Regions from separate parts of the Mus musculus genome. Here region 1 is linked to region 2. The links are chromatin loops, found by intact Hi-C in ENCODE. Cell type or tissue: gastrocnemius. All regions are shown on one strand. Links, peaks and the distances in the headings refer to the core of each region. The heading gives the core; the rest is flanking DNA. Region 1 overlaps Prkar1b (protein kinase, cAMP dependent regulatory, type I beta). Region 2 has its middle 13 kb from the start of Pdgfa.

What was found. A loop is a pair of places that touch in the nucleus more often than their neighbours do. Peaks named below come from ENCODE experiments on the same cell type or tissue, not always from the same donor. Only the 100,000 strongest peaks of a DNase experiment are listed, where the experiment ranks them.
Region 1: a loop joins it to region 2, with 2.1 times the contacts of the local background. A loop is called at or near these places in 5 of 42 quality-filtered maps.

Annotation. Positions count from the first base shown.
Region 1 is chr5:139,054,232-139,070,010 of GRCm38, reverse strand. It overlaps Prkar1b (protein kinase, cAMP dependent regulatory, type I beta), which reads left to right. Exons shown (of 11, transcript NM_008923.3): 5 at 6,694-6,755; 6 at 7,411-7,457. Among named protein-coding and RNA genes, the nearest start is that of Pdgfa, 67 kb to the right of the region's middle. In gastrocnemius, for the core only: no CTCF peak of the experiment used is centred there; a DNase peak (open chromatin) is centred at 8,116; H3K4me3 peaks cover 377 bases; H3K27ac peaks cover 2,816 bases.
Region 2 is chr5:139,000,070-139,015,848 of GRCm38, reverse strand. It overlaps a transcript of Pdgfa not described here. Among named protein-coding and RNA genes, the nearest start is that of Pdgfa, 13 kb to the right of the region's middle. In gastrocnemius, for the core only: a CTCF peak has its summit at 8,391 (motif pointing right); DNase peaks (open chromatin) are centred at 8,340 and 11,084.

The sequences.
Region 1 (15,779 bases), core at 3,748-11,747, 54 kb before region 2:
CCTGGTCCTAGGAAGGAGACAAGATTTGTTTGGATAAGTTGCTGGCGTTTGGAAGGTGGTGTTTACCCGGCAGCCTCCCTCCAGCTTGCGGTCTGCAGGCTGTTAGGAGAATGCTGATAGGAAGATGAGATGCTACAGCTCCTGAGGTTGGAGGGCACAGTTAGTGTTGTGGACAATGGTTACATTTTGCACCCAAGGTTTAAATAAAATTGCTAGAGGGAATATCTCACAAAATTTGGGCATGACCAGACACATGATCTGTGACCCTTCAGGGAACAGCAGGGCCTGGAGCAAACGCTTAACTCTGTGCGGAATGAATGGCTCACATACAGCAGAGTGCCTATGAGTGCTGTTCACGTCCACTCTGCCTGCACATCTTCACTCAGAACATTTTCAGACCCCTCATTTTGTTCGTAAGATGCAAGGTCTGTGTCCAGCACAGGGGGTGGGTGATGGGTGGGACCCTCATAAGACCTGGGACTCCAAATGGCCATCTTCCCTAGACTGGGGCCAAGCCTCTGCACTTGTTCTTGGGTGAATTCTGTGAGGCAGGTGTGAGGTCATTGCAGGTATGGGACACAGTATGGACACTGGAACCTGTTGCCTGGGTTCAGCCTCAGTGGTACCCTTACAATTCTGACCCTTGACTTCCATGTCTGTGAAGTGGTCATCTTGAAGCCCTAGCAGTGAAGTGGGAGACTATTAAGAAGTTTCCTCTTGGCTAGGAGTCCAAGCCTTTCTTTGTTTGTCCCCTGAGCTACAGAGCCACACCATTGTGCTTAGGAGTGGCTTTCATCGTTGAATGCCCAGCCCTGGCTAACAGGATCTTTGCCAAGGTTTGCAGACCTGTTTCTTCCTGCCTTGTTTCTCATCAACTTAACACAGTCCTTATGGGGTCCTTACACACTGGCATCCATGTGTGTATGTGTATATATGTATATGTATGTATGTGTGTGCATATGTGTGTGCATATGCTCATGTGTGTGTGTGAGGGAGAGGCTATATGTGTCTGAATATGTGGAGGCTAGAAATCAACCTTAGACATTGTCCCTTAAGAGCCTTTCATTTGGTTCTTTGAGACAGGCATGGATTCAGCTAGGCTGTCTGGCTAGCCTACCCCAGGGATGCTCCCATGTCTCCATGAAATTACAAGCGGGCGCCAAACATGGGTTCTTGAAAGCACTTTATGATTGAACCTTCTTCCCATTTCCCTGCATCCTTTGCTGTGGTTGGAGGAAGGGCAGTAGAGGCTGGGGCTTTGGAAAGTGTCTGCAGGCAGGGGATTCCTGAGCCCATCCTGACTTGAGCTTGCTTGCTTTCTTTCTTTTCTTTCTTTTCTTTCTTTCTTTCTTTCTTTCTTTCTCTCTCTCTCTCTCTCTCTCTCTCTCTCTCTCTCTCTCTCTCTCTCTTTCTTTCTTTCTTTCTTTCTTTCTCCTGAGCCCATCCTGACTTGAGTGAGCTTGTTTGCTTGCTTTTTTCTTTCTTTTTCTTTCTTTCTTTCTTTTTTAAAATTTATTTATTTATTTATTTTTTATTTTGTCGACACAGGGTTTCTCTGCATAGCCCTGGAACTCACTTTGTAGACCAGGCTGGCCTCGAACTCAGAAATCCGACTGCCTCTGCCTCCCAAGTGCTGGGATTAAAGGCGTGTGCCACCACTGCCCGGCCATCAATGTGCTTTCTTTCCTTAGCCCCGTCTTTCTCTTTGTCCTCCCACTTGTGCATGGTCCATCACCTACCATTCATCTAGCCATATTCCACCTGTCCACCACCAATCCTGGAACCCATCTGTATATCTATCTACCCACTATCCATTCACCTGTCCACATCATCCATACATCTACCTATCCACCAACTCACTGATAATGCTTGCTTACTCTCCATTATTCCTGCCTTGGGTTGTCTCTGCCTGCCTGAGCATCCACACAGAAGGCCTCCTACTGCCTTTTGCATCTCTGTTCTCCCTTATATCTGGGTGGAAAGCATCAATCTAGCAACTTTCTATTCTTTTTTCCCTATCTTACTCTGTAGTCTATCCATCAACCCATCTGCCCACAAACCCATCCACTCACCAACCCATCCATCTGCTCACTCACCTGTCCACCTATCCATCCATTCAACTACTCACTTGTTCATTTATCCGAATGTCTATCTATCCTTCCATTACCTGTCCATACACCTATCCAATCATATATCCATTCATTCTTTCATCCCTTCACCCATCCACTTGCCTACCCATCCTTTCATCCAGTTGACACCCATTCATCCATCCACCCACCTGTCCCTATTTGTCCGTCCATCCTCTCAATCTCCTTGTCCACTTAGACTAAGAAAGCACCAGAGCTGAGGTGCTGCGGGAGGAAGGAATGTTGGTGAGGGGCGATGGCCTAGGTAAAGACTTTCAAAAGGTTTGTGCTCTTAGCCACAGGCCAAGTGAGAGCCTCCAGCTTTCCTAAGTGGAAGTAGAGTTCATTACCACTCCAACTTTGTGAGGACAGGTGTGCATGGGAGTGGTGGAGACCAAAAGGACTCAGGGCAGTGCTAGGCTCTCAGTGCCTATGATGGTGACCTCATGGGCTTGTCTTGCCGGTCTGCCTGACAAATGGGCACCCTAGAGCCCAGCCCAAGCCACTGCTGTATTGTGAGCAGCCAGCATTGTTGAAGGAGAGGGTGGGTTGATCGGGTTTCCAAGTGGGAGGCTGTTTATGATTTCTGCCTGTGGCTTCAGTTGAACCCTCTGGAGGTGACTTCAGGATCAGCGTGGAAAACTGTTTTTCTTCTTATAGGCAGAGGAGGCCAGCACCTTTTAATGCCATTAAGTGCTGAGAGAGGGAGAGAGGGAGAGAGAGAGAGAGAGAGAGAGAGAGAGAGAGAGAGAGAGGGATTAGGTCTGTCTGGAGTTGGAAGGAGGCAGGAGGAGGGTAGAGCCATGGACGGGGCTTGTTGGGTCTTCTCAAGGGGTGTCAGGTTACTCAGAAGGAAATCTGGCTTCTAAGCCTCTGTGGTAAGTGAGACCCAGCCTGGCTGCTCAGGTGGCATTTTTGGCGTCTCCATGTCCCTAGCTTGTTTCTGCAATGGCCGTGCAGCTGGGCAGTGGAGGGGACATTGGTGTGCTCACAGAGATATGTGGGGTCCTTCAACGAAGGCTGGTTTTCTAACAAGCCTACTTTTGCGTGTGCAAATATCTGTGACTGACGTCGAGAGCCAGACCTCTCAGTTTGGGGACCGTTTTCCCAGAAAACATTTTCAGTCCATTCCCACCTTGGCCAACCCAAGCAGAAGTGCAAGTGGAAGCAAGCCCATACAATAGGGAGATGTGATCATATTTATCTGCCCTCATCTTGAGGAGCTCTGGAATGCTCATTGTGGCCCACTCTGTGATTGCATAAACATGGGGATATCTGGAAAGTCCTCGGGGCAGGGAGGGACGCGTGAAAGGTGTCTAGGACCACAGTCATCAGAAGCTGGCTGAGCTTGCTCATTCCCGCTCTAGGAGGCAGAGGTGGGAGGGTCGTTATGAGTTCAGGGCTAGCCTGGGCTACAGAAGGAGGCCAAGGAAGAAAAGAAAGTTGCCAGATTAGTGCATTTCCACCCAGATAAGAGGAAGAACAGAGATACACAAGACAGTAGCAGGCCTCCTTGGGAATGCTCAGGCAGGGAGTGACACCCCAGGGCAGGCTGGGGTGGCGCTAGCTACACATCAATCTCTTAGGATCAGGAAGGTGGACCTGCATTTTCCAGACCCAATAACATCTCAGAGAAGAGTGTCTAAAGCCAGGGTAGTGAAGCAGATAGCTTTCAGAGTGGGCAGGCGGGGAGTATACACACACACACACACACACACACACACACACACACACACACACACCACACACACCACACACACACACCACACACACACAACATAACACACACACACACACACACACACACACACACACACACACACCTTCCTCGGGATGGAGAGATGGCTCAATGGGAACATGCTTGTTGGCCAAGTGTGAGGACCTGAGCCCTAACCCCAGAACCCAAGTACAGTACTGTGTTCTTGTAATCTCAGTCCCAGAGAGGCAGAGACAGGAAGATGTTCAGAGTTTACTGGCCAGGATCTAGGTGTCAGTGAGAGATCTAATCTCAAAAACTAAGGTGGAGTGGGGCTCTGCGGGTAAGACTGCTTGCTGGGTCAGCATGAAGATCTGACTTCGGATCCCTGGCACCCTCGGAAAAAGCTTGGCCTGGCCACACATATGCCCATAAGCCCAGGGCTGTGGTGGCAGATACAGGAATCAAGCAGAGACAGGAGAACAGCACTCCTGTCATCCTCTGGCCACCACACATGTGCAAAAGTACCTGCACCCACACATACATGTGTGTATATACTGTATACATCACACCATATAAGCTGGAGAGTGATTTAGAAACAGACTATCACCCTCTGGCCTCCACATGTACCCACAGGCATGTGTATGCATACATACACGCACTACCATTATGAGCTGAGGGTTATTATTTTAGCATGGGAGGAACCAAAAGGTTGTTTTTTAAAGACCTGCTCTTTCTTGGACCCTTGTTTTGTGGTTTTTGAGGCGATGCAGCCAGGCTGGGATGGTTCCTGCAGATGCTGGAGATACTATGGCCAAGATGTACCCTTGTCCGAGGACAGACATCCAGAGCTGGCCTGAGATCTGCCCACAGCTCCCTCATGTGACTGCCTTTCCCCTCCCAATGAGCACAGGAAACTAAAAACCAAGATGTTAGAGTTAAGAGCTCCAGAGAAGCGCGTTTGGATAGAGAGAGAATAGCCCAAGCTTAAAAAAAAATAGATATGGTTAACTATAAGTGACAATTGGGCTTATTATGAATTACACTTGGGTCTTATTTACCTCCCCTTACCTTCTCTGGTCCCCCTCCCACACCAGCTGATCTTTCTTTTCCCGACAGGTCCCTCTTCTATTTTGGTGTCTTTTATTTCTTTGGTGACTGATTCGTGTCATAGAACCCTATCCTTACAGAAGCATGGCTGAAGGGTTATCCACAGGAGCATGGGCAACTTACCAGGGGCTATACCACTGAAGAAAATCAACCAGTAACTGTCTGGAAAGCCTTTGGGAGGGGTGGGGCTTCATGAGCCCTCTCGCAGCAACTATAAACTCTATAGAGCCTCAGGAAGTGGGTGGGGCCTCATTAGCTCCTCCCCTAGCAACTCTTAACTGCGAATCCTCAGCAAGGGGCGTGGCCTCATGTGTTTTTCCTTTCTCCATGATGGAATGTCGACCAGGCTGATCTCCCACAGGTCCTGTGAAGAATTATTTATGTGCTCTGAAGGTTGGAACCGGAGCATGGAACAGTCTGGATCTTTTATTTTGTGTTTTCTCCCCAGATGGTTTTGTATATTTTCCAGCCAGAGAGGGCTCTTGAGTTCTCCTGAGGCTTGCCTCAATTTACGCTCCGTTTTGAACATTCAGGACAGACAGGGAGGTGTCCCATGTTTCCAGGCATGAACATTGCCTGGCTGGGGGCTCTGTATAGTACCTTAGCCTCTCCAGCAGCGCAGCCTCCTGTCTTGGTGAGTCAGGAGCCCCAGAGACAGGTAGGTCTCTGGTGGCAGATGTTACATTTCAGGAGAATGGGCTGGCATTTTTGGACTGTGTTCTAATGACTGTGCTGATGAGATGGCACCTCTGGGACAAATGTGGCCATGATGCATGTCCTACGATTTCTGGTGACTTTAATAGCCCAGCCCTTCTTAATTCCTTTGGCTTCTGTCCAACAGCCCATTTCACACCTACATTTAGAAGAGGAAGCCACCAAGCCTCAGGGTTGGCACGGAGACCACTTTGGGTTCCCCCAGCTTTGTAAACTTTGGGGAGTCCACGTGTCCTAACACATCTCTGTCCTGCAAATCTGGGTACTAACTGATGTCTTATTTCTTTACATTTTTGGAGTACTTGGAAATTAAACCTAGGGCTTCTCACGTGTTAGGCAAGTGCTCTACCATCAAGCGACATCCCCAATCCTGCTGTCTCATCTCTGTGTCTGGAGTTATGAACACTCCTGTGACTGTAAATATTTTCCTCAAGAAGGGGGAAAAAGCCAGCAAAATCCACACAATCAGGCTTGATGGCCACGTCCCAAACAAATTGTATTTATTGGCATGAGAAGTGCTCATAACCGACTGTGACTTACTTTCCTAACTGGATTGTAAAAACAGTGCCCATAAACTCATTCCTTTCTTGTAAGAAGCCAGGCAGGGCCTGGGATGTTACTCAATTGATAGAGTGCTGGCTTAGCATGCAGAATCTCTGGGTTTAATCTCTTGCACCCCATAAACCCAGTGCTGTGGCTACAACCTCAGCACTGGGGAGGTGGAGGCAGGAAGGTCAGAAGTTAAGGACGTTCTCAGCTACATAGTTTGACACACTGTCTCAAGAAAGTAAAATAAACAGACAAAGAAGCCAAGCAAGCAGGTTGTGCCTGTTGGCTGTGTGGAGAGTGCCCATGTGGCTCTTCACAGCATGGCTGGTGAAGGCCTTAATTCCTCTTTTAACTTGGAAGGGATCCTCTCCCTAAGGCCTGCAGACTGGATTCTAAGGGGCTAGGAGGTGGTCAATGGACGGGACTGGGTATATGTTGTGGGAAACAGGTTGACTTGGCTGGTGTCTGCTACAGCTCCTACCTGTGCTTGTTTTTCAGTGACATATTTGACGCCATGTTTCCTGTCACTCACATCGGTGGGGAAACAGTCATACAGCAAGGTATGTTTCCTTCCAGATGTTTGTCATCTGTCCTGGCCAACTTAAGAAACTGCCAGAGGTGGTGGGTGTTCCAGAGACTGAGGCAGGAGAATTGTCTTGTGTTCAAGGCCAGTCTGGGCTATAATATGAGACTCTTCACAGAGACTGGGGGCGGGGGCGGGGCGGGGGGCAGAGGAGAGGCAGACAGACTTTTGTGAGTTCGAGGCCAGCTTGGTCTATATAGTGAGTTCCAGCCCAGCTAGGGCTACATAGTGAGAGACCCTGTCTCAGAACAAACAAACAGGGGAAGGGGTTAGGCAGGCAGGGAGAGATGGAAGAGAGAAAAGAAAAAGAAACTAATGAAACATGGCACAACAGCTAACATTAATCTGTCATCCCTGCAATCCAAAAAGCAGGGGATGTGGATTTTGAGTTCAAGACCAACCTGAAGAACTTAATGAGTGAAGAGAGTACTGGGCTTAGAGCCTTTGCCTGGTGTGCAAGAGACCCTGGGATGAGAGGTGGGGCGGTGCTCCATGTCCAGGAATTGGCACCTGGGGCTGGCATTACTTGGTACTGGCTGGCACACATAGTTACAAGGGTTCTTTGCCAGATAACCAACAGTATCTAACTTGTTTTGTTTCACATTTTACATCTGTTGTCTCTTCTGTCATAGGGAATGAAGGAGATAATTTCTATGTGATTGACCAAGGAGAAGTAGATGTAAGTATCTATCCATCCATCATGGGTTTTGGACATCAAGTCCTCTTTGCATGCTTGGCTTGAAAACTTCACACAGCTTAGCACCAGGTCTTACAAATGCAAGCTGGCAGCTTCACTTTCTGAATAGATTCCTAATGTTTATTTGTTTGTTTATGGTGCTAGGGATGGAACTCAGGGCTTTTAGCACTTAGATGGATGTTCTGACATTCAAATACCAGCCCCTCACTGGGGGATTCTAGGCAGGGGCTCTACCACTGAGCCACGCCCCCAGCCCCTCACTGGGGGATTCTAGGCAGGGGCTCTACCACTGAGCCACGCCCCCAGACCCTCCCTGGGGGAGTCTAGGCAGGGGCTCTACCACTGAGCCACGCCCCCAGCCCCTCACTGGGGGATTCTAGGCAGGGGCTCTACCACTGAGCCACGCCCCCAGACCCTCCCTGGGGGAGTCTAGGCAGTGGCTCCACCACTGAGCCATGCCCCCAGCCCCTCCCTGGGGGAGTCTAGGCAGGAGCTTCAGTGCTGAGCCACACCCTGCCCCCAGCCTTATTTCAATTGTCTTATTCAAGATCAAGAAAGCATTTCGTCTAAATGATAGTATAAGACTATAAAAGCCCAGTTTGGAAAGAGAGCTGTGTCTGGCAGGTGCAGGCCCAGTGGGGTTCTTTTTTTGCTTTCACAGAGCGTCTGCGTGGAAAGCAGCCTAAGATGTTCTCTTTGACTAGCAAGCTAGTTTAGCCTGCAAACTCTGGGGGCTTACAGTGGATGTTCGCGATTACCACATGGGCAGTAGCTTCCATGTTTGTAGACCCTAGAGGTACTGATGTGACATGGGGTGACTGTCAGCTTTTGTGCCAGCATGCACCCAAGCTTCACCAAGGGACTGTCAGAACAAAGAGCTCACGTGTTTATAGAGCATCCCCTACTCTCCCACACTCTCACTGTAATGTTAGAAGCATGCCCTCTAGAGACCCCTCCTCATGCTTTCAGCTGGCCCTCCCTCCTTCTACCTCCATGGCCACCCCTGCCCAAGCCCCCCCCCTCCGCCCCCCAGAGTTCTCTGATTGGGATGGCACTTATGTCCCCTTGTCTGGCTCCTGTTGTCAGAACATGTTTCCCTGAGCTCGGGGTCTGTTTTCTATCCAAATCCTCTATGTCTTTGTCCCTTCTGACATAGGGAGCCCATGGTTACTTTCTTACATCCTCCTCCCAAGCAGTGTGATGACACTGATCTCTGAGTCAGTCTGGGACCTCCTCTTGCCTGCGGGAGTCTGACCTACTGATGGACTGCCCCTGGGCCTGGGCTGGTATCGTCCTGATGGGTGTCCCCTCACTTGCTCTTGCTGTCACTCTGAGTATCTGCTTCTCCTTTAGTGTTGTAATCTATGTCAGCTCTTCGGGGTGGTATCAGCAGGTGTGCCACATGCCCTGCCCTGATCAATTGCTTATTTGGGGCTACTTTCTGTGATCCATTTCTTGAATTCTGTCTCTAGATGGAACAGAGGGCAGGGACAGAGTCTGCCCAGGACATTTCAGGGTCCTCAGCGTTGTGGGTCAGTTCCTAGGCCAGCCCCAGGGTCATTGCTGGGCTGTGGCTCAGCTTAGCCTCACCTTCTAATTAGCCATAGCTTATGCTCCACCTGTCCGAGGGGACTTGCTGTGCCCTCCTTGCCTCGGAGGTGTCTCGACCACACCCTGCCTGGTGCCCTGGGGTTAGGTGAGCTATTTTGGGCCTGGCCTCTGCTCCTAAGTCTATGTCCAGCCAGGCTATTTCTGGGAAAATCCTTTTCTGATTTCCCCAGCAGCCCAACTTTGTCCCACAATGCATTTCTGGGAACCGCACTGGCCCACCTGCTTCCGGAGACACCACATAGGAAGTGAGTCACTCAGGCGTCCCGAGTGGGGCACACGCAAAGCTGACCCCGTGAATCTGACAGCTCAACCCCTGGTCTGGGTCTCAGGGGAGGCAGGGCCTCCTGTCTCCCCAAACAAGGAAACTGAGTTGGGAGGTCGTGATCCCTTGGGCTACTCACTCAAGAGGAAGCATGAGGCAGACGATTAAAAAGAGGTTCTGATGTTAGTTAGGCTCTGCTGTGCCCTAGCTTCAGGTTAAAACAAACATCCATGAAGAACCCAGCTCAGAAAACAACTTGGTTACTGGCCTATGGTAGGGAGGGGAGAAGGCCTTTGCCCCTAGTAGCTTGTATAAGTGGGTCCCAAGGACCGCTGCTCTCTCTGTTGGAAGTTGCTTTGATGGATTGATATTGGTGGGAGGCATGGGTAACTCATTTTTAATTTTTGCTTTATGGTTGTTTGGGGGTTTTTGTTGTTGTTTGTTTTTTTGTTTTTAAAGATGGGGGTTGCCAGGTCGTAGTGGCACATGCCTTTAATCCTAGCACTTGTAGGCAAAGGCAGGCAGATCTCTGAGTTCAAGGTCAGTCTAGTCTACAGAGTGAGTTCCAGTCAGGGCTCCACAGAGAAACCCAAAATAAAATAAAATAAAATAAAATAAAATAAAATAAAATAAAATAAAAAATAAGGTCTCATGTAGCTCAGGCTAGCCTAAACTCATTATGTAGCCAAGGATGATCCTTAACTGTCAAGCCTCCTGCCTCCATCTCCTGAGACTTGAGATGACAGCATTGGTTTATACCATGCTGGGAATGTAATCTGGGGTTTCTTGCAGGTCAGGCAAATATTCTACCAAACCCCCATAGTTTGTACCCATAGCTCCTCTCCCAAGCTGTGAGCCTGGGTTGTTGCCCATTCCTGGCCCTAAACCCACCGCTCATTGCTCTGTCTTCTCCTTCCAGCCTGCTAACTCTTGATCTCCAGTGGCATTGCCAGCTCCCATTGGACCCCTGGGAATAGTCAACACGGATCTGCCCTGGGGGTGCTGTGGTCACTTCATGGGGTGGATGATGGGCGATCAACAGGAAATTAGTGACCAGCAGCTTACACCTCAGGGCTGGGCTTCCCCGGAATTCTCTGCTCGTAGCTTTGCTCCTCTGCCTTGCAAACTCTTATTCATCCTTCAATACCCTCCAGGCCCTGCTCCTCTTGTCTGCAGTGGAGTGTTGATAAATGCTGACCTTAGTGACAACAGAAGACTAGACACTCCCACTGCCGTAACCTGGGAGCTCATGTGGCTTCTGATCTGGGCCCATCCTTTCCTTGGAACATGAGTCTGCCCTCCCCCTCCCTCTTTCTCCTCTATCCCTTATTCTTCCTCCTCCATTTTTTCCCTTTTGTTTCCCCCCAGCCTGAACTCAGACTCTTCAGGTGTTGGAGAATATCCTTGAACTTCCGATTCTCCTGCCTCCGCCTCCTGAGAGCTGGGATTACAGAGCTGTGTGGCCATATCTGATTTATGTGATGCTGGGGATGGAGGCCCCCCTCCCCCCCGGGGGGGGGGGAACTTTACAAATGCTAAGCAAGCACGATACCAACTGAGCCGTGTGTCCCAGTCCACATGTGACCTCCGTTGTGCTCACCAAAGTCACCTAGAATCTTTTAATTCCATCTCAAAGACAGAGTTGGGGTGACCCCAGGGGATTCTGGGTCACATATTCTTTGACTTTCCCCAAATAAGTGGATATAGGAAAAGTGCTGCAGGCTGTCTTCAAGGTTATGGAGTCCCTGAGTTCCCCCTTCCATGCCCACCCCACCCCCGCCGCCATGTACATCTCCAGGAAGGCTGTGAGTGAGTCAGAACCTTGTGCAGACTGCAAGGAGGCTCTGCTCTGGTCCTTTCCACCCTGGGTTTCATCCCAGAGGGGTGAGCGGGTCCACAGCGGCCAGAGGGTTACATCACGGGCTTCTCTCACAGAGCAGGCTTCGTGCCCTCTTCCCCTTGTGTACTAGGCAGACCCCACCTCCTGCCTGTTCTAGGCAGCCTTTCATCCCCAAGGAAGCCCACCACACCCACACCCACCACAATTGCAGTAGCCACCTCCCTCCTCAGATTAGCTACAGTGTATCTGAGCTTGTATGTGGCCATCTTGTGTGTCCCTGGCTCACTGAGTCTGAGGTCTTCCCTGGAGGCCCCTGAGCCACTTGCTGTGGAAGACCCCAGGAATGGCTAAGGAGCAGGGAGTCACTGCCCTGGATGGCCACAGTGTGCTCAGTGTTTAAGCCTGTACTATTCCATCTCTTTTCAGAAGCCAGCCTCTACCTCACTGTCCCCAGAATCCTGCAAAAGTGAAAGTCACATTAACTGATGATTCTGGCCCCAGATATGTATCCTTGACTTCCTCGACTGTGGAGGGAGGGGTGGATAGGACCGGCAGGATCCCACACACCTCCACTCCATCCTTTTCAAGGCAGGACTGAGGGTCCCCAAAGTCACAGCTCATCTGAATAAGACCCTTCCAACCCTCCCCGACAGATACCTTCCAGCCTCCAATGAGTCAATAAGGGGCCAGGGTGGGAGCCTGGCTTGAGGTTTCCCCAGCCTCTAGTTGGCCCCAGTATCTTGTAATGATGGTCAGAGCTCTAGCTGGCCACCCACCAACCTGGGGACATGTGGAGGCAATTTTGTGAAGGAAAAAATGAGCTCACCTTCACCTCAAATATATTGTCTCGACAGATCTGTCCTCCCTCCCTCCCCAGCTGGGAGGTTCAAGTTCAAAGGCGGCTTAGAGGCCCTTGCTGGACGCTGGCTGGCCAAACCAGGATGTCTGGGCATCGTGGGTGGATGCCACTTCCTGGCTAAAGCCTCGAGTTTAGGATGTAGAGGCTGTGGGTGGCGCAGACTGGACCTATGAGTGGGTGCGTCCGGCCTCGCCTCCCTATAGCACTATGAAAAAGTCCCCGGCACCTCCATCAGTCTCTCAGACTTTCCAGTGGTGACAGGGGTGGGCGGCAGGGAGCACCCACAGGGATGGGCACAGAAGAAGGTGGACTGTGATGTGGGAGCTGCAGGGTAAACACACGGGGCCATGAAAGAAGGCCACATGTAAAGGAATCAAAGGGTACCCAGTAAGCTGCTGGGAGCGAGGAGCCGGCATGTCAGTCCCAGCTGAGTTATGGGGCATTCATTACTCTGATCACTGTGATGATTCTCAGGACGCTTCTACGGCCCCCGTGCTGCATCCTGTAACCCCTCTCTCAGGCCAGGCAGGTCTGTGACGATGCCACTAGGGCAGCAACAATCCATCTGCCCTTTACCTGGGTGGGGACACCCAGGATAGCACCAGCTTTACCTTCCCAGGCAGGATCTGCACCCCTCCCTCCAGACAGGCCCGTGTGCTAGGTTTCCCGGAGCACCCTTCCAGGATGAATACTCTTCTCCCTCTAGGAGGACCAGGAGGGCCAAAGTTCAGTCTTAGTTAAAATCATGGCTTTCCACAGAGACTAAATGCTAGGCAGTGGGTGTTTGCTTGCCAAGAACTAGAACCCAGTTTTCTAGCAGAGAAATATTTTTCCAATTTATTTTATTCATGGGACAGCATTTCCGCCGAAAAGGACACTCAACTGCAAGCATATGAGATTGGAAATGGGCTCTGGGGTCTTTCCTGGTTGTCTCTAGACTTCTTGTTTTGGCGGTGTCCCTATCACTTCCAAGGTTAACGCTGTCCCTGTGAGTTCTAGGTCGGTAGGATTCTCCTGTTTCAGGAGAAGAGGTTCTTCCCGCCTTAAAGGCGCTTCCCTCCCTGGCAGCACTGTGTGCACCTGGGAGTGAGTCTGTTGGGCCGGGGACTGTTCAATTCACCAGAGTTTCTGGGTGAACACGTCTGTTTAAATTGTTAAAGTGCTTGGAGCACAAGATTAACTATATTATCAACAGTGCAGCTGTCACCATCCCCATCCCCAAAACTCTTTCCTCTGTGCCTGTGGGGGAGGGGTGGAGGAGATCACATGTCTGTGGACGCCATCGCTGAACCTCGGGTGTCTTTATTGTCACTGTTCACCTTTTTTGTTTGAGAGTGTTACTCTCACTGACCTGGGAGCATGTAAGGCTGGCTGGCCAGCAAAACCTTAGGCATCCCCCTGTATCCACCTACCCAGCCTTGCACCATCACATCTGACCTTTTAGAAAACACATGGCTTCTGGCAATGGAACAGCTCAGATCCCCGAATCTCCACAGGGAGCCGTTATGCACTGACCTGTCCCCCCCAAGCCTCCTGTCTGAACTGCCTTACTGATCTCATCTGGTTCCTTCACTGAGTCACTCCACAGCCCCACCCCAGCCCCCGACTCCCCTCTTCCTACTTCCTAGCCCTACAAGTCTGACTCCTGGGGTTGGAGAGATGGCTCAGTAGTTAAAGAGTTCTAGATGCATTTCCAGAGGCCCTGGATTTGATTCCTAGCATCCAGCTGTCTGTAACTTCTGTTCCAGGGGATCTGACCCCTTCTTTCCCCTCTGCCTGCACAGACACACACGCACGCAAAAACACCCATACACATACAATAAAAACAGCCTCTTTCTAGCCTGGAGCTCACTGAGCCAACAATGAACCCCCCAAAGATTTGCCTATCTACTTTCCAGGTCCCAGCACGGGGTTGATAAACCCTGGTCACTATGCCCAGAGGTTTCATGAGGATTCTGGGGCTGGAATTCACAGATTCTTGATCTAAAAATAGTCTGACTCTTCTGGGGAGCCTCTTGTTGACTTCACACAGCATCTATCCTGTGGCTTCTGGTCATTGAGCAAAAAAAAAAAAAAAAAGTTCTTAAGCTCCACCCATTCACGCTGTAGCAGGTGTCAGAGTGCTCCGCTTAAGGCTGAGTAATATTCCACTGGGGACATGTGGCACCTTTTCTTTATGTGCTTCATTATGGGCTCTTGCAAGCTACCCTGCAGTGAACAGGGATGTGTGACTGTCTTCTGGAGATGTGCCTTCCAAAGTGCTGTTATGTTTCAGTTGGCCGTTTGTGGAATGCAAAACTGGCTGTGACATTTTTTTTCTGAAGGTCTTTGGAGTCTCCCAAGCATATTTTAACTACACGGCACATCATCTCTGAGGTCCTCAGTGGCCCCACTTGAGGTCACAGGGTGTTGAATATAGCCTGGCAGTGAGTGTGCCTATATTTGAGGGTGTTAGACCCTGAGGCACCCCAAATGCTGTGCTGCTGTAGTAGGGCTAGGTTATGCAGGGTGAGGGTACCGGCAGTCCCTTGAACTGTTGGGTTCCTACAGACCTCATGGGACTCTATTTTCTTTTCGGAGAAATTATGGGATTCATATTGGGGCATGGTCTTGACCTGATCTGCCTTCAGGGGATCTGAAAATGCATGTGGACATGAGGAGGAGTGAGAGGTGGCTGCACCCAGGATAGACTGACTACAAGGGGGTACCCTCACTGGCCTGATGACTACCCAGGAGTGCTCTGGGCTCATAGGCCAAGGGTGGCATTTGTGTGTCCTAGGCCCAGCTCTTGTGATTATCCTTGTCCTCACACCGCTACTGCTGTCTTGAGCACTTGACTGAAGTGCTTGAGAAGGGAGGCAGAGCCAGCCCTGCCCAGGTCACCCTGGGCTCCTGGCAATCTTGGTCCATCTGTGTCAGGAGAGTGATATTCACTGACCCTGGAGTCTTGGTGCTCTAGAAATCCAGTGAGCTTTGGGGACTCTGCCAGGACTTTACTGTACAGGTGCTGTTCGGCCACCTCTGGCTACCTCTGGTCCTCTAAAAATATGCAGAGGCCAGGCCACCCCAGGAGTCTAAATTCAGAGGTGGGTTTTTTAAAAAATGATTTTTCCTTTTCTTCTTTTTCCTAGTGTGTGTGTCCATGCACATGTGTGCAATGTGCATGTGTGTGCACACGACTATGGAAGCTTGCGGTCAACCTCAGGCATCATTCCTCAAATACCATCCACTTTGTTTTATAAGTTTAACCCTATTTATTGTATTGGGCTGTGTGGTATACGTGTGTGTGTGTGTGTGTGTGTGTGTGGGCACATGCGTGCATGTGATGGGGTGTGGTGCTTTTGACATCACACATATATGGATGTGAGATGACAGTTTTGTAGAGTCGATTCTGTCCTTTCACCTTTGCACGAGTCCTGGGATCAAACCTGTTGAGTCGTTAGACTTGTGTGGCAAGTACTCATTTGTTGAGTCATCCCATCAGTCCATCTTGCTTTGTTAATACAGAGTCTCTCACTAGCCTGGAACTCACTGATCGATGTAGGAAAGCCAACTAAGGAGCCCTAAAGATTTGCCCATCTGTGCTCCCCACACCCCAGTGCCGGGGTTACACACCCTGGCCACTGTGCCCAGAGGTTTCACAGGGATTCCGGTGCTTAAATTCACAGATTATTGCTCGAAAGGCCAGCACTTTATCAACGGAGCCATCTCAGCCTTGGATTTGCTTTTTCA
Region 2 (15,779 bases), core at 3,523-11,522:
AGACCTCTGTTTGTTAGAGGTGTCCTAGGCATAGTCAAATAGATAGGGCCCAGCCCCAGCCTCATACCCATGTCTGATACCCTACTGACTAAACCTTGAGAGGGAAGAGATTGGCTGGTGCCACTGGGCAAATTTCTTATGGGTACAAGTGGGAACTGGGATAGAGAACACATCTCCATTTCATTATGGTCTCTGTCCTTTGCCAGCTGTGGTGGGCAGTTTGCTTGCCTTGAGAGCAGGGCAGATTATGGGAGCCTTCCATCATCGAATTATTATTCTCCTCAGCTCACTTTTCACCTATCCATGAATTCACACGAGTTCACTTTTCATTCACCCTTGGTTCTTTCCCACATCCCAAGCCCTTTCTATGAGTCCTCAGCCATAAGCCACCTTCCCTGCCAAAACCATTTCCTTGAGGCCCGGGTTTTCTGACTATGAAGACAGAAGTCTGTTGTGGCTGGGTGCCAGCAGGTGGGGCTCAGCCCTGCTGGTCTGATGGCCTTGGCTGGCCCTTCCAGACAGTGGACAGTACTGACCTTGGCTGGCCATTTCAGTCCATGGACAGTCCCAGCCTCACTCCCCCAGTTCCGCTGAATCAGCTGGGCTGGCGGGTGACTCATGTTGAGGTCAGGCCCCCTGGCTGTATTCTGGGGAGACAAGCAGCAGCCTCCTGCAAGACTGGGGCTGGGTGACTTCACATCCAGAGTACCCTGGTCCTAGCTTTAGATTTAGTGTCCCCTTCTGCTCCCCCCACCCCTACTTTCAGTTAGTTTACTTCCTCTGAGATCAGCTGGCCCTGGTCCTGCCAGGAAGTCTTCATTGACCCAGCCTGGCTGCTTTCTAGCTGCACTTGCCTCTGTGATGTCACCACATTGGGAAGCTGGTGCCTGAGGCCTCCTCCACCATCTCCAGCTCCAGTTGGTTGGTAATGATCCTGCTTCATCCTGTCTGTGTCCTGTCTGTGCCCATAGACTAAGAGGCTAGTATGGGTAACAGTGTTATACTGTCTTTAAAAATTAAAGTAAAAATAAAAACAAATGTAAGCTGGGAGTGGTGGTGTATGTCTTTAATCCTAGCACTCAGGAGGCCAAGGCAGGGGGATCTCTGTGAGTATGAGGCCAGCTTGGTCTACAAAGCAAATTCCAGGACAGCCAGGGTTACCTACATAGTGAGATACTGTCTCAAAAACAAAAACAAACAAAAAAATCCCATACAAATGTATATGCACGCGCGTGTGGGCGCATGTGTGTGCATACACCTCCTCCAACCATGTCCCCCTTTTTACTAGGCTAGCTGGCCATCAAGTCCCTGGAACCTCCCTATTTCTGCTGCCCAGTGCTAGGATCACAGCTACACAGTGCCACACCTGGCTTTTTGCATGGGTGCTGGGGACTAACTTGGGTTCTCGTGTCTGTGCATCAAGCACTTTACCCAATGAACCACCTCCCCAACACCATTGCTCTTGTTTGAGATAGAATCTCTCACTGGTCTGGAATTTGTCAAGTAGGCTAGGTTGGCTGGCTGGCCATGGAGGCCCAGGTATCTTCCACTTTTCTAGCACTGGGATTACATTTATGCCCCAACATGGCTTCTCCCTCCCTCCCCCCTTTTCCTTCTTTAGCAGTGCCACTGTGTAGTCTAGACTTGAGATCCTCCCCTCTCAGCCTCCCAGGTGTTGGGATTGCAGATGTGTGATATCAAGCCTTGCTCCTAGTTTTTATTATCTGTTTGGCAAAAGGCAAGTTGCTTAACTTCTCAGAGCTTCGATGATCTCACCATGAACGGGGAGGAGTATTTGCCTCGAAGGCCTGGTTTTAGCAGGGCATGGGATTGTGGATAAGGTGTGTTAACTCAGCAAAAGAAGCTCACAGGCTCAAAGTTATCATGGCATAGAACATCACATCTGATCATGCATAATGACAAGCACATCAGCTGTAGTACCCACAGTTGGTAGACACAGATTGGCTACTTTCTTGCTGGCACATGGCTTGGGTTGTATGTAGCCCTGATATGTGGCCACCTAGAGAGGACCCATCCTAGCCCAAAGGAGCTACCTTTCTCCTGGACCCTCATTCTCCAAGTATCCTTAGGTAGACCCTGTCCCTGCTCAGGGACCCTTGTGAGTCAGGCAGCCATCTCAAGGGAGGTGACTTTCCATATGTCTGACCCACCATCTCATGACATAAACTTTCTAGTGTGAGCTTCTGGGTTATGTGGGGAGGGTCTCAGACAGACCCCGTAGTATAGCTTATCTACTCCAGGAGGCCTGAGGACCTGGAGTTGGGCACAACTGTGATATGTATAGCCTGTGTCAAGCCCCAGAATGTAACTTCCTGGGTGTCTGCTGCAGGCTCATACTCAATAGGAAGGGTCCAGAACACCCTGTCTCTGGCACCCAGATATAGGTTGCAGGCCTTTTGGGACTAGGTCTCAGAGCCAGGGAACCTAGGCAGTCCCTTGGGACATGGTACCTGAGCTAGTTAGATTTGTCAACTTGACACTAGCTAGAGAGGAAATCTCACTTGAGCAAATGTTTTCAACGTATTGGCTTGTAGGCAAGGCTGTGGAACATTTTCTTGATTAATGATTTTGGGCAATGCCAACTCTGGACAGATAGCCCTGGGTTGTATAAGAAAGCTGACGGAGTAAGCCATGGAGAGCAAACCAGTAAGCAGTGTTCCTCCATGGCCTCTGCTTCAGTTCCTGGCTCCAGGTTCCTGCTTGTGTTCCTGCCTTGTTTTCCTCTGATGATGGACTGCAAGCTCACCAATGGATTGCATAAACCCCTTTCTCTACAAATTGCTTTTGGTTATGGTGTTTCTCACAGCAACAAAAAGCTAAGACAGGCCCCTGGTGGAGAATATTGGGCTAAGGGCAGGAAGAAGAGAGTCACCCTCTGAGGTAAAGGTGAGCAACCAGGAACTCTGTATCGCTGACATTGTCACCTGGGGCCTGGCATGAGAGTACTAACCTCAAAAGAACACAAAACCCTTGCCACGAAGGTATCTGATGCCATCCAAGATCGGAGGCTGACACTCCCTGTTTGGTCAGTTACCCACTCCTAACCCATCAATCACTCAGCAAGCCTGCCCACCAGGCTACAGGACTGGAGTGAACCTTCAGGATCTCTCTGTCTTTCTGTCTGTCTCTGTCCTTAATGTCTCATAATATCCCTGTGGGGCTCATTTTGCACAGGGCCACTGAATTCAGAGTGAGAAGATGTTCACAGCAGAGGGGTTGGGGGACAAGGAGTAGAGCCTGGGTCATCTCTGCCTAACCCAGCATGTTCTGGGAAGCTCTGCCTTCCCTAGGGCCATAAAGCTTTTTATGAGTGGAGCCCTAACCACTGGAGCCCAGCCAGGTTTGCCCTGGGAGGATATCATGCTCCCTAGGAGGCCCTAGGAAGACACGAGGACTTGGAGGCAGTATGAGGCAGTGATGGGCACCAAGGGGAGCTGTGTACAGGCCATGTGAGCTGGCCATGACTGAGGGTCCTCCAGGTGCTGCCATCTGCCACAAGGAAGCCTGTCCTTGCAGCCACTTTGGAGTCTTTCTCCCACCCAAGAAAAGAGAACTAGGAACAGGGACCAGCCATGGGGGCCTCAGAAGATCTATGAAAACTGACAGGCCAAGGAGGTACTGGGAACCAGTGAATTTTTGCTTCTAATCCACAAAGATAACAGTGTTCCTCCATGAAGAAATACAGTTGATGGCTCCAGTGGACTCCTTCTCTAGAGAAGACACCAGAAAACCAGAGGCACAGTTGGAAGATGGGAATATATCTAGGATTGAGTTCCTGGTGGCTGTCTATCTCCATCTCATCTCTGGATAGTCTGTGTGCCCTGCACCCACCAAACTACAGGATGAAAACCCTCAGGATGGGAAGGGGGACACTACACAGCATCACCAAATATGTCCTGATGTCTTTGTCCACGTCTGAGTGTGAGCTGGGGGGTGGGCATGGCCCAGCTCTGCAAGCCTGAATCCAGAGATCTATCAATGATATTAAAGTAATGCTAAGGTCAATTTCTCAGAAAGAGGCCCAGGATCCCAAGACTAGGGAAACATGTGAGCAGTGAGATTCATCTATTCTGAGGACCCTGGTGTCAGAGCATATAGTGCATTGTGGCTCTAAATGTCTCTCAGAGCTAATGCCCTACACACACACCACAGGGTGCTCACCCCACTAGAAAGAGATGGGAGGCCTTGTTGGTATTCTCCCTATTCAGACGGATGGTCACCTGGCATAGGTAAGGCCAGCCTCCCAGCATCTGAGGACCAGGTGAGAAAGGGATGTGGCAAGCAGGGCTCTATTCTTAGAAGGTGGTATCCTCCAGGGCTGCCCAAGGCTGGCCAGGACACCTCCCTTGCTGACAGTTGCTGGGCCAGAAATGGGGAGGCAGGAAAGGCCACACAGCAGATTTCCAAATAGACTCTACTTGAGATGTTTGGACCATATGCACCCTCACTCCCACCCAAGAAAAGAGAACTAGGGACAGGGACCAGCCATGGGAGCCTCAGAAGATCTATGAAAACTGACAGGCCAAGGAGGCACTGGGAACCAGTGAAATTTTGCTTCCAATCCAGAAAGATAACAGTGTCCTCTCATGAAGAAATACAGTTGATGGCTCCAGTGGACTCCTTCTCTAGAGAAGACACCAGAAAACCAGAGACACCGTTGAATATGGGAATGTATCTAGGATTGAGTTCCTGGTGGCCGTCTATCTCCATCTCATCTCTGGATAGTCACTATAGCCACCTCTACTTATTCACTACAGAGGGCTGAGAGGGAACTTGGAGGGACTGGGCCTGAAAGAACTTCATTCTTTCTCCTGCCTCCAGGACAACCCAGATCCTGAGAGCTCCTAGATTCCTTGTTCCAGCCCCCACCTCTCCATGGGGAAATGATGAGCTGGCCTCTAGTGGGGAGGGCAGGACAGGAGAGGACAGGGTAATTGAAAATGCATTCCAGACTGGTGATACAGCAGTGGCCCCAGGGCAGGGAGGGCACCCACTCAGCTGCTGTTCTGGAAGATTCCTGACGTCTGATTTCCCTGAGGAAGAGGAGAGAATGGTATGAGGTGAGATGGGGGAAGACTCCTGCCCTGGAGGGTACAGCGAACCTTAAAAGCCACCTCTCCTTGGAAGCCTTCTCAGGTCCCCTCCCCAACACACACAACTCTGGATCTAGCTTGGTCTAGGGTACAGTGGACAGCCTCTCTTGTTCCTATTACTTCACCAGGATGTACTCTCTGTGGTCCAGAGCCTGAGGCAGGTGAGATAGATGGCTCATACTGCCCTTGGGGGGAAGGGGACTGGTAGGTTTACTCTAAGAGGTGGGACTTTCTGAAGGGAGGGAGAAGAGTGGGAATGAGGGCTGACTAGGTTAGCTGTTCTCCACCAGCTGTGTTCTGTGCTAACCTGTGCCAGGCACTGCCCCAATGGTCTTTCCCTGCATGTTTGTTTTAGGTCTTGGGACCTCCAAGCACACAATGTGTGCTCTCCAGGCCTTGATGGGGCAACTGGATCACAGAAGTGGAACTCTTTTCTGCCCTAAACTATATAATCAATCCCCTGTGATTCCAGAGAGCTAGGTGATGGGTGCCCTTTGGTGAGGATATCCTTTAAGAAGATAACAAACAAGGTTCACCGTCCCTGGAACTTCCATTACCCAAGAGGCCATTCTCTTGACTCACAGAGCTCTTGCCTTTTCCTCCCTAGTTCATCCAATGTCCCTTTATGGGAGGTTCTGTTGGTTTACAGGCCCTCCCTTGACAGTTCTAAGGGTATGGATAGGCAGGCTGCTGGGGCTTTGTACTGAATAGCCATGAGTTTTGGGTCTTGCAGCAATCAGCAATCAGGCAGTCCCCAGCCATCTATGCCCCTTCTGGGATTCTGCGCCCTTTCGGGTGATCAGCTTGCAGGTGTCCCCGGAGGCAGAGCTGTGAGGTCTCTTGACCTCCTGCGTGGGTTCATTCAAGTCTTCTGTAGGCCCAGCTAACCCATCCCAAATTCAGAGCTCCAGGAATCACGAAATCATAAAATTTTTTTGGAGCCTCTTAAGTTTTGGGGCCATTTGTTATGTAGCCATGGACGCCTCTGACAGCAAGTGTCACCATTTCTGGGAAACCGAGGGCTGGAGTAGCTATAGGTCTCGTCCAAGGAGCACTGTAGACTACTGCAGGTGGAGGTGTGCAGATACCTTGTTACATATGTGGACAGTTTAGTCGGTTCTTCTGGTTTTCAGCAAGCCAGTCAATTTCACACCCCTTGAAGCTATGGCTGATAAAGTTCTCTGTCCCCTGGAGCTACTAGGATAGAGTGTCATGGTAAGTCACTGTTTCAATTCAAGCCAGGCATGGTGGGTTAAGCCTTTAGTCTCAGTACTGGGAGGCAGAAGAAGGTGGATCATTGTGAGTTCAAGGATAGCCTGGTTACAAAGTAATGAGTTTCAGGAGAGCCAGACCCTATCTCAAACAAACAAACAAACAAACAAACAACAACACAACACAAACAAAGCCAAGCTTAGCCTGCCTCATGACACACGTCAGCCATCTTAATTGTCAGGAGGCCAAGGCAGGAGGATTGCTAGTTCAAGACCTGCCTGGGCTACAGAATGAACTTAAGATAAGGCTGGGAAACTTACTGAGACCCTATATGACATGAAAAAAGAAAAAATATTAGGCTGGTCGTTGTGGTACATGCCTTTAAAACCCAGCTTTTGGGAAGAAGAGGCAGATGGATCTCTGTGAGTTCAAAGTCAGCCTGGTTTACACAGTGAGTTTTAATATACCCAGAACTATGTGAGAGACGTCATCTTTAAGAAATGAGGTAGGGATGCCTGACCTAAAGCTGTACTACAGAAGGACACATGCGCCACTATGTTCATAGCAGCCTTTTTATAATAGCTAGAAGCTGGAAAGAACCCAGATGTCCCTCAACAGAGGAATGGATACAGGAAATGTGGTACATTTACACAATGGAGTACTACTCAGCTATTAAAAAGAATGAATTTATGAAATTCCTAGGCAAATGGATGGACCTGGAGGGTATCATCCTGAGTGAGGTAACCCAATCACAAAAGAACTCACATGATATGTACTCACTGATAAGTGGATATTAGCCCAGAAACTTAGAATACCCAAGATACAAGATACAAGTTGCAAAACACATGAAACTCAAGAAGAACGAAGACCAAAGTGTGGACACTTTGCCCCTTCTTAGAATTGGGAACAAAATACCCATGGAAGGAGTTACAGAGACAAAGTTTGGAGCTGAGATGAAAGGATGGACCATCTAGAGACTGCCACACCCAGGGATCCATCCCATAATCAGTCTCCAAATGCTGACACCGTTGCATACGCCAGCAAGATTTTGCTGAAAGGACCCTGATATAGCTGTCTCTTGTGAAGCTATGCCGGTGCCTGGCAAACACAGAAGTGGATGCTCACAGTCAGCTATTGGATGGAACACAGGGTCCCCAGTGGAGGAGCTAGAGAGTATCCAACAAGCTAAAGGGATCTGCAACCCTATATGTGGAACAACAATATGAACTAACCAGTACCCCCGGAGCTCGTGTCTCTAGCCGCATATGTAGCAGAAGACGGCCTAGTCGGCCATCATTGGGAAGAGAGACCCCCCTTGGTCTTGCAAACTTTATATGCCCCAGTACAGGGGAATGCCAGGGCCAAGAAGTGGGAGTGGGTGGGTAGGGCAGTGTGTGTGTGGGGGGGGTATAGGGGACTTCTGGATAGCATTTGAAATGTAAATGAAGAAAATACCTAATTAAAAAATTGGAAATGAAAAGCAAAACAAAATAAAACAAAACAAAAAAAAAAAAAAAGAAAAAAGAAGGAAATGGGGTAGGGAGTTTTGGTTATAACTTAGAGGTAGAGCACCTGCCTAGAATCCCCCAGTAAGGAGCCAGGGGTGTGTTTCAGTGATAGAGAATCCCCCAGTGAAGGGCTGGGGGCGTGGCTCAGTGGTAGAGCCCCTGCCTAGAATCCCCCAGGGAGGGTCTGGGGTGTGGCTCAGTGGTAGAGTACAAGCCGAGAATCCTTTAGGCTACTGGCTGTCATTTAACTCCTAAGACTGGCCTAGAGATGGACAGGGATACCCTGCTTAAAGTGCCATCTGGGACTCCTGTCACCCAGAGGTGTGAGCCCCTTTCCTTTGGGTGGAACTGATTCACTGAGATCTGCCATATGCCCGTGGCATTCATCCTTCTCTAGCACCAGGGAATCTCAATGCTGGCTACATTTGGGCTCCATGCCAGGCTCTGCCTTAACAGATCTCCCAACAGTTCTAATTAGCAGCTATTTCTGCTTTATTATCTTTTCATCGTAGAGGCCAGCAGAGGCTCAGAAAGGTGAAGCAACAGGTGGAAGGATGCATAGCCAGCAGGTGGCAGAGTGGCTGCCTCTCTAGGCCAGAGCTCTTTGTCACCTCTGAGGCCTTTGGACCAAGTAGACACTGGTGAAAGAGGCTGCTGGCATTTCTAGGGAAGCTCACGTGGCTCCCTTCAGAGGGAGGTGGCTACCACAGGGATGCTGGGGCCTCCCTATTCTAAGATGGGATGAGGATGAGATTACCAGCTGGACTTTGTCCTCCTGCTTTAGAGGAGCCGCCTGGGTGACCCAGCCTCCCCAGCAGACAGGAAGAGGAGGACCTAAGGTAGGACTGTGGCTCTGTCCATAGTCTTCAAGGCAGAAGGATATAGTCGAGTTCACTCAGTGGAGATGCGAGACCCAAATCCCCCTCACCAGAGTGGTCCAGGATGTTCTATCTTGCCAAGATAGAACAGGACACATAGCTGGCCAGGATAGAGAGGCTGAGAGTAGGGTCTGAAGCTCAGACAGGCTGGGGTGTCCTCACTCTCTGAGGGCAGTTTCCCTTGGTGAACAAGCAGGGTACACATCAGATTCCGACCTGGCCAGCTGCACAGTCCTGCCTTCTGCTAGCCGCGGTGTCCTCAGGAGCACCGCTGTCCAGACTGTGTGGGATGCTTCTGACGAGGCAAGAAGATGAAGCTGTTCAGGTGCAGCCGAGCGACTGGACTCAGTGGTATCTGAGCTCAAATCCCACGGATCAGCACACTCTCCAGCTTCCTTGGCCAGTGGGTCATTTGTATGGTGTTGCAAAGTTGTGATCTCTTTAGACACACTGGGAACGGACACAGCCGCAAACAGGGAAATGGCAGGGAACTCACTCTTCTTCTTCTTCTTTTTTTAAAAATGTGTTTATTGATCTACATATGTGTACATGTATGTGTATTTGTTGAAGGCAGGCTAGAAAAGCCTTGTTCTTATGTTTTGTTTTTGGTTTTGTTTTTAAACAGAGTCTCTTCATTAGCGTAGACTTTGCCCAGGAGTATAGGCTGGCTGGCCAGAGAGCATCACAGATCCCCATCTCCACCGATCCAGCACCAAAATTAGAAGTGCCCACCACCATACCCAGCTTTTTACATGCACACTAGGTTCTGAGTTCATGAGCTTTTGCCCCAGCCTGTTTATTTTTATTTTTTTGACACAGGATCTCACTAAATTGCCTACATTGACTTTAAACTTGCCATCCTCCTGCCTCAGTTTCTAATCTGAGGACCGGGTTGATATGCCCAAATTCATTTTCTTTCTTTTATACTTCTTCCTTTGAACTCTCACCACATATCCATTTTTGGCTTCACTGAAGATTCCTGTCTCCTTTGTTCCCTATCCTAAGGCAAGGTCTCTAGGCCCATAGGAAGCTACCCCATGCCCATTCAAGCTATGTGTGGGTGCCTCTTATAAGAAAGAGTTTGCCCTCACCTTACCAGCCCTGTAACAGTGTGACCAGCCTGGTATCACTCTCAAGTGCCAGTCCACCAAGCCAAGGGCACAACCACAGACAATAGCCTCCCTAGCCTTCCAAGTACTTTGTGTGGGGGCCTGCCTGGTTGGATTCCTTTGGTCCAGGGGTGCAGCCCAGAGGCAAGGGACATTCTAGGGGCAGGGAGCAGCCTTGGTCCAGGAAGTGCAAGTCAGACACAGAATGCAATTAGGGAAGAAGATGCATCCAAGAAGCAGTGAGTTGCAGCTTTCTATCAATGTCTGCAGCTTCCTTTCTTCCAGCTTCTGAGATCCTAGCACTAGCAGAGGCTATCTCTGAAGCCTCATTGGCAGGCTGAAGATGCCTGTGGGGTTTCAGGATAGCAAGACAAGTCACTGGGGGGAGGGGGCTAGAGCTCGGGAACACAGCATGGAAAAACAGGTATTCCTGGAGGCTATGGAGAGGACTCAGTCAATAGAGTTCAAATCTCCAGCACCCACCTAAGAAACCAGGCATGATGATCCAAGCGTGTAAGCCTAGCTCTGGGACTGGGAGGGACAGGAGGGTCTCAGGAGCTCACTAGCCAGCAAGTCTAGCCTATGAAGGCTGGATCCAGGGAGAAACCCTGACTCAAAAAAGCAGAAAGTGGAAGGCTAGCCAGGTGGCATTCCCAGAACCCACTGTGGAAGAAAATAGAACGTTTCTTCAAGTGTTCTTTTGAACTCTCTCTCTCTCCCTCTCTCTCTCTCCTCTCTCTCTCTCCATATGAATGCAGATCGGATTATCTATATGGAGGTTATAGCAGACAAGCAGCCCCTGTAGAGATATCCTCACTCCAGGGGAGGTAAAGCAGGAGAGAAGCCATGGACCAGTACTACTCTCTGGCTCCCAATCCAGCAAGGGATGGACAGGAGCCATGATCTCAGGCAATGGAAAACTCGCCAGGAAAACAAGATGAGAATTTTCCAAAGCTGGAAATATGGTTATCTTTGGTCTGTGTGATCTCATTTAATGATTTATATACAGCCTCATTGAGACAGGATCTCACTCTGCAACCCAGACTGGCCAGAGCTCAAGTCCTCCTGCCTCAGCCTCCTGAGTGCTGGAATTACAGGTGTACACTTCCACACCTGACTTTGCTATTTTAAATCGTTTCATGTCAGGCCTTCTGAGAAAAAAGACCCGTTTCCATATTTGGGTCGCTTTGCTAGGGTGGCGCTCAGGTGTTGGATTGTAAGCCCACAGCTGCTCTTGGACGCCACTACTCTGTGGCTGCCAGCTATGGCTGCTTGGCCAAGGCTGGAGAGCAGCTGCGTCCCCATGCTCCCACCTGCTCTTGGATTTTTTCAGGCAACACATCCTGAATAGGCTCATCTCCCTTCCTCTGTGGGAATCAGGACACATGTGCATTTTAAAATCTAGCTAATGGGCCAGCAAGATGGCTCATTAGATAAAGGTGCTTGCTGTCAGGCCTAAGTTTGATGCCCAGAACAGAGAGAAGCAACTTCTGCAAGTTATCCTCCTCTGACATCCACATGTGTCATGGCATGTACACACACACACACACACACACACACACACACACACACACACACCACATTAAATAAACAAGCAAATAATTAAATAAATGCTCCCAAATAAGCTTGTTACAAAGTGAGTTCAGAGTCAGCCTGGCCAAATTAGCAAGACTGTGTCTCCAAATAAAAAAGTTAAAAGGCTGGGAATATAACTCAGCAGTACACTAGAATCCCTCAGTGAGGGGCTGGGGGCATGGCTCAGTGGTAGAGTCCCTGCCTAGAACCCCCCAGGGAGGGGCTGGGGGCATGGCTCAGTGGTAGAGCCCCTGCCTAGAACCCCCACCAGGGAGGGGCTGGGGGCGTGGCTCAGTGGTAGAGCCCCTGCCTAGAACCCCCCAGGGAGGGGCTGGGGGCATGGCTCAGTGGTAGAGCCCCTGCCTAGAATCCCCCAGTGAAGGGCTAGGGGTGTGGCTCAGTGGTAGAGCCCCTGCCTAGAATCCCCCAGGGAGGGGCTGGGGGCATGGCTCAGTGGTAGAGCCCCTGTCTAGAATCCCCCAGTGAGGGGCTGTGGGTGTGGCTCAGTGGTAGAGCCTCTGCCTAGAATTCCCCAGTGAGGGGCTTGGGTGTGGCTTAGTGTTAGAGCTTTGCCTAGAATTCTAGGGAAGGGTTTGGGCTGTAGCTCAGAGGTAGCACAACTGCCTAGGATCCTCCAGTGAGGAGCTGGGGTGTGACTTAGAGGTAGAAAGCTGGCCTCGCATGTATGAGGCCAAGGACTAGCAGTCTGGTTAATATGATATGCATGAAGATGCTACACAAAATGAAAATCCACTGCATTGCAACACATGGCTGAAGGATTCTACTGTTGAGGCTTTTACATTTGTCCTGGATGTCCAACATTTTTCTATCACTGAGTCCCAGTCACTGTTGTCCTCTGCCTCTCCTTCTTTCTTCCCCCTTCTTTCTCCTCCTCCTCTCCCTCTCTCAGTTCTTCTCCTTTTCTGGATACAGAGTCTCACTGTGTAGCCCAGGACGGCAGCGGCAATCTGTGATGCTTCTGAGAGCCGGGTCTGCTGTCCACACTCAGCCTGGTGGTCTTTTTCCTTAAAATGAACCAGTACCTATTAGCCTGTGACTTACTCCGACTTTTCTACATCCTGGAAGCTTCTGGCCTCCTAGGAGACTGATAGCGAAGAGGGAATCATTATCATTTTTTTTTTTGAAAAATTTCCTCATTTTGCAATGAGGGCTGGGCGTGTTGCTCAGGGACAGTACCTGCCTGGAATGCACAAGCCCTGGAATCCATTTCCAGCAGGCCATAGGCTCTCTGTGGGGGCATACTCAATCCCATGTACAGTCAGTCTCAGCACTCGGTATGTGAAGGCGGGAGTGTTGTGACATTGGCACTGGCAACCTCGTGAGTTCAAGGCCAGCTTAGGCAACATGAGGCTGTATCAAAAAGAAAATAATAATAATAATAATAGTGTAAGTAGCACACCGTTCACCTCAATTTACCAACTATCCCTATACCTATCTATTATCTGTGTGTCTAATCTTCTATGCATTTGTCTAGCTATCAATCTTCTCTCTATATATTATACATATATCTCATCTATTTGTCTATTATATACCTATTAACTAACCTACTATCAGATAACTATTATTTATCTCTTCTTCTATCTACCTTTCCTTTTCCCTTTTTACAACTTTTTTTCAAGACAAAGAGTTTCTCTGTATACCTTTGGTTGTCCTGGAATTTGTTCTGTAGATCAGGCTGGCCTTGAACTCACAGAGATTCACCTGTCTCTGCTGGGCTAGCATCATCACTTCCTTGCTTATCTTCCCAGCTTTTATCTATCTACTTATCACTATATATTATCTATCCATCAACCATCTATCATCTTTTATCCATCATTCAACAAATAATGTATCATATATTTATTGATCATCTATAATGTTTCTATTATGTTTCTGATGTGTGTATCTGTGTGCCATTTATCCCCTGTGTCCATAAGGTCTGTATTTATATATTTATCATCTATCCATGGCTATAACCTATGTACCTATGTATCCACCTATCTGCCTAAGTATCTGTCAATCAATCTTCCTTTGCTCTTTCTCTTTTTTCTCTCTTCCTTCCAACACCTTTCCAACGTTCTCAGATTTCCCAGTCAATAGAAAGCATGCTGCAGACATTAGGACCCCCACCAGGCTCTGTGAGGTTCTCCAGGGTGCATGGTGGTCACACCATAGGCACACTGTAGGAATTCAGTGCTGAGACCTATCACTGGATCGAACAATACCTCTAGTGGTTTCTGTCGTGCTCTGCGTTGCTGCTGGCTTGGAGGAGTGGTTGAAGTAGAGGGTCAATGGCAGCCTATGGGAATCACTTTCCTGTTATCGACTTGCTTCCTTAAGGACCAGACATCAGATCGAAGTGGTCCTGTCCAGCACCACGAGCCCTGGGCACCACTCCATGGCCTCATCTTGTCCCCTGACGATCCTCTCACAGGGTTCTTTCTTTCGGCGGATCTGGAGCCTGGTCAGTATTTCCCCATGTTCTTCCTGTAACAGCCCTTTCTTCCCTGGGTCTGTTCTCCAACAAGCACGAGACACCATCATGTAAAGTCATCGTTCCTGTTCTCAGCATGTCTGTTCTGAGCACAGCTGAGACTCATGAAATCCGAGGGCTGTGACACCAATGGACAGACAGGGAGGCTGTCCTGACAGGGCTGCAGCTTCCACCATACTGGTACGCGCCCCAGGGGGTGGTGGGGTTGGGCTTGGGGACTACGGAGGGTGTGGCAGTGGTTGTGCCTTGAGGAAACCCACGCTGGTCTGTCTGAGGGGACAGTGACTGGTACCCATTATGGCATTACCTTTGTATTCCTCTTGATAGCTTCCTCCTCTCCAGGAAAAAAAAAAAAAAAAACAACTCAGCTGAGTGTATATATGCCTGTCATTTCAAGTGCTCAAAATGTGGAGGTGAGTTTGAGGCCACACCTTGACTCAATACGATAAACCCAAGTCTGCGTGGGGAAATCCAAACAAATTCCATTTTCTTCCTTTGGCCTCAAAGGCCCGTGGTCATCCTGCTCAGTGCTCCAACCTGTTTCCTCCCATCATCCTCTCCTCTTTGCAGAACCTGGGACCTGCTGAGCAGGTTCCTGCCTCCGGGCCTTAGCACTTGCTCTTGTTATCTTGATTTGGAATTCTTGGTCTGGATCTTTTCATAAATGATCCCTTCCCAGCCACCTGAAGTGACAAGCACTTTCTGCTTGGCTTATTGCTTCCTAGAGACAGAGGGCTCCAGAAAACCTTGCTATACCACCCCTCAGTGTTTATCCAGATGCCTGGCACACATTTCTAAAGGCTACCTTCAGAGCTGCCTGTTACAAGAAATATCTGAGAGGCCAGTTTACCCAGAGTAACACAGCAGGAGGGGGAGGCAGTGTAGGTCAGGGTTGAACCCTGGTTATTGTTCCTACCTACTCAGACCAAATTCCCAAGCTAGAATGCTCACCTGCTGGCTCCAAGAGGAAATATGGGAACACAAGTTCTCCTCCTTGGCTTGGGGATTTTTGTGGTTGTTTTGAGATAGTCATGAGGCTGCCCACATTAGCCTGAAACTCATTATGTACCCTGGGCTGGCCTAGAACTCCCAATTCTCCTGCCTCAGGCTCAAGGGTTAGAATTATAGGCATAATCCACCACAAAGGGTTCCAGATACCATTTTCTATTTTTTCTTCTTAAAAAATTTATTTATTTGGAGATAGGGTCAGGTTGTGTAGCCCACACTGGTTTGGAACTTGGGATTTTACTACCTCAGCCTCTGGAGTGCTGGGATGACAGGCTAGTGCCTCATCCAGGACTGCCTGATTTCTACAGGTCACTTTTAGTTTACTTGAATCACATTAACAGAGGAAGAAAAAAGATGAGAGAGGTGCAACGAATAGTAACCATATTTACTTTATTAAACTTCATACCTGCAAAATGTTATCACTCTAATCCATAGTACAGAAATCACTAACAAAAAGATTTACTCTGGGGGCTGGTTAAGAGCACCGGCTGCTCTTTTAGAGGACCTGGGTTTGATTCCCAGCATGCACATGGCAGCTCACTGGAGTCTGTAACTCCAGTTTCATGGGATCTGACGCCCTCTTCTGGACTCTTGAGGCACCAAGCAGGGATGTGGTACACAGATATACCTGAAAAACACACACAACTAAAATGTTTTTCTCTACCCTATGTAAGATCTAGAGTATTGGGTTTTCTTAAGCCCCGTGCTTTGCAGGCAACCGTTCTGACCAGACACAGCTAAATGCCTGGTGGCCATGAGAAGCTGTAATTTCTGACTCTAGTCTTTGGGTTTCTACTTTGTTTTGTTTTGTGTGTTTTGAGACAGGATCTTACTATAAGGATAGCCCAGGCTATTCTTAAAGCAATACTCAACCTCTTGAG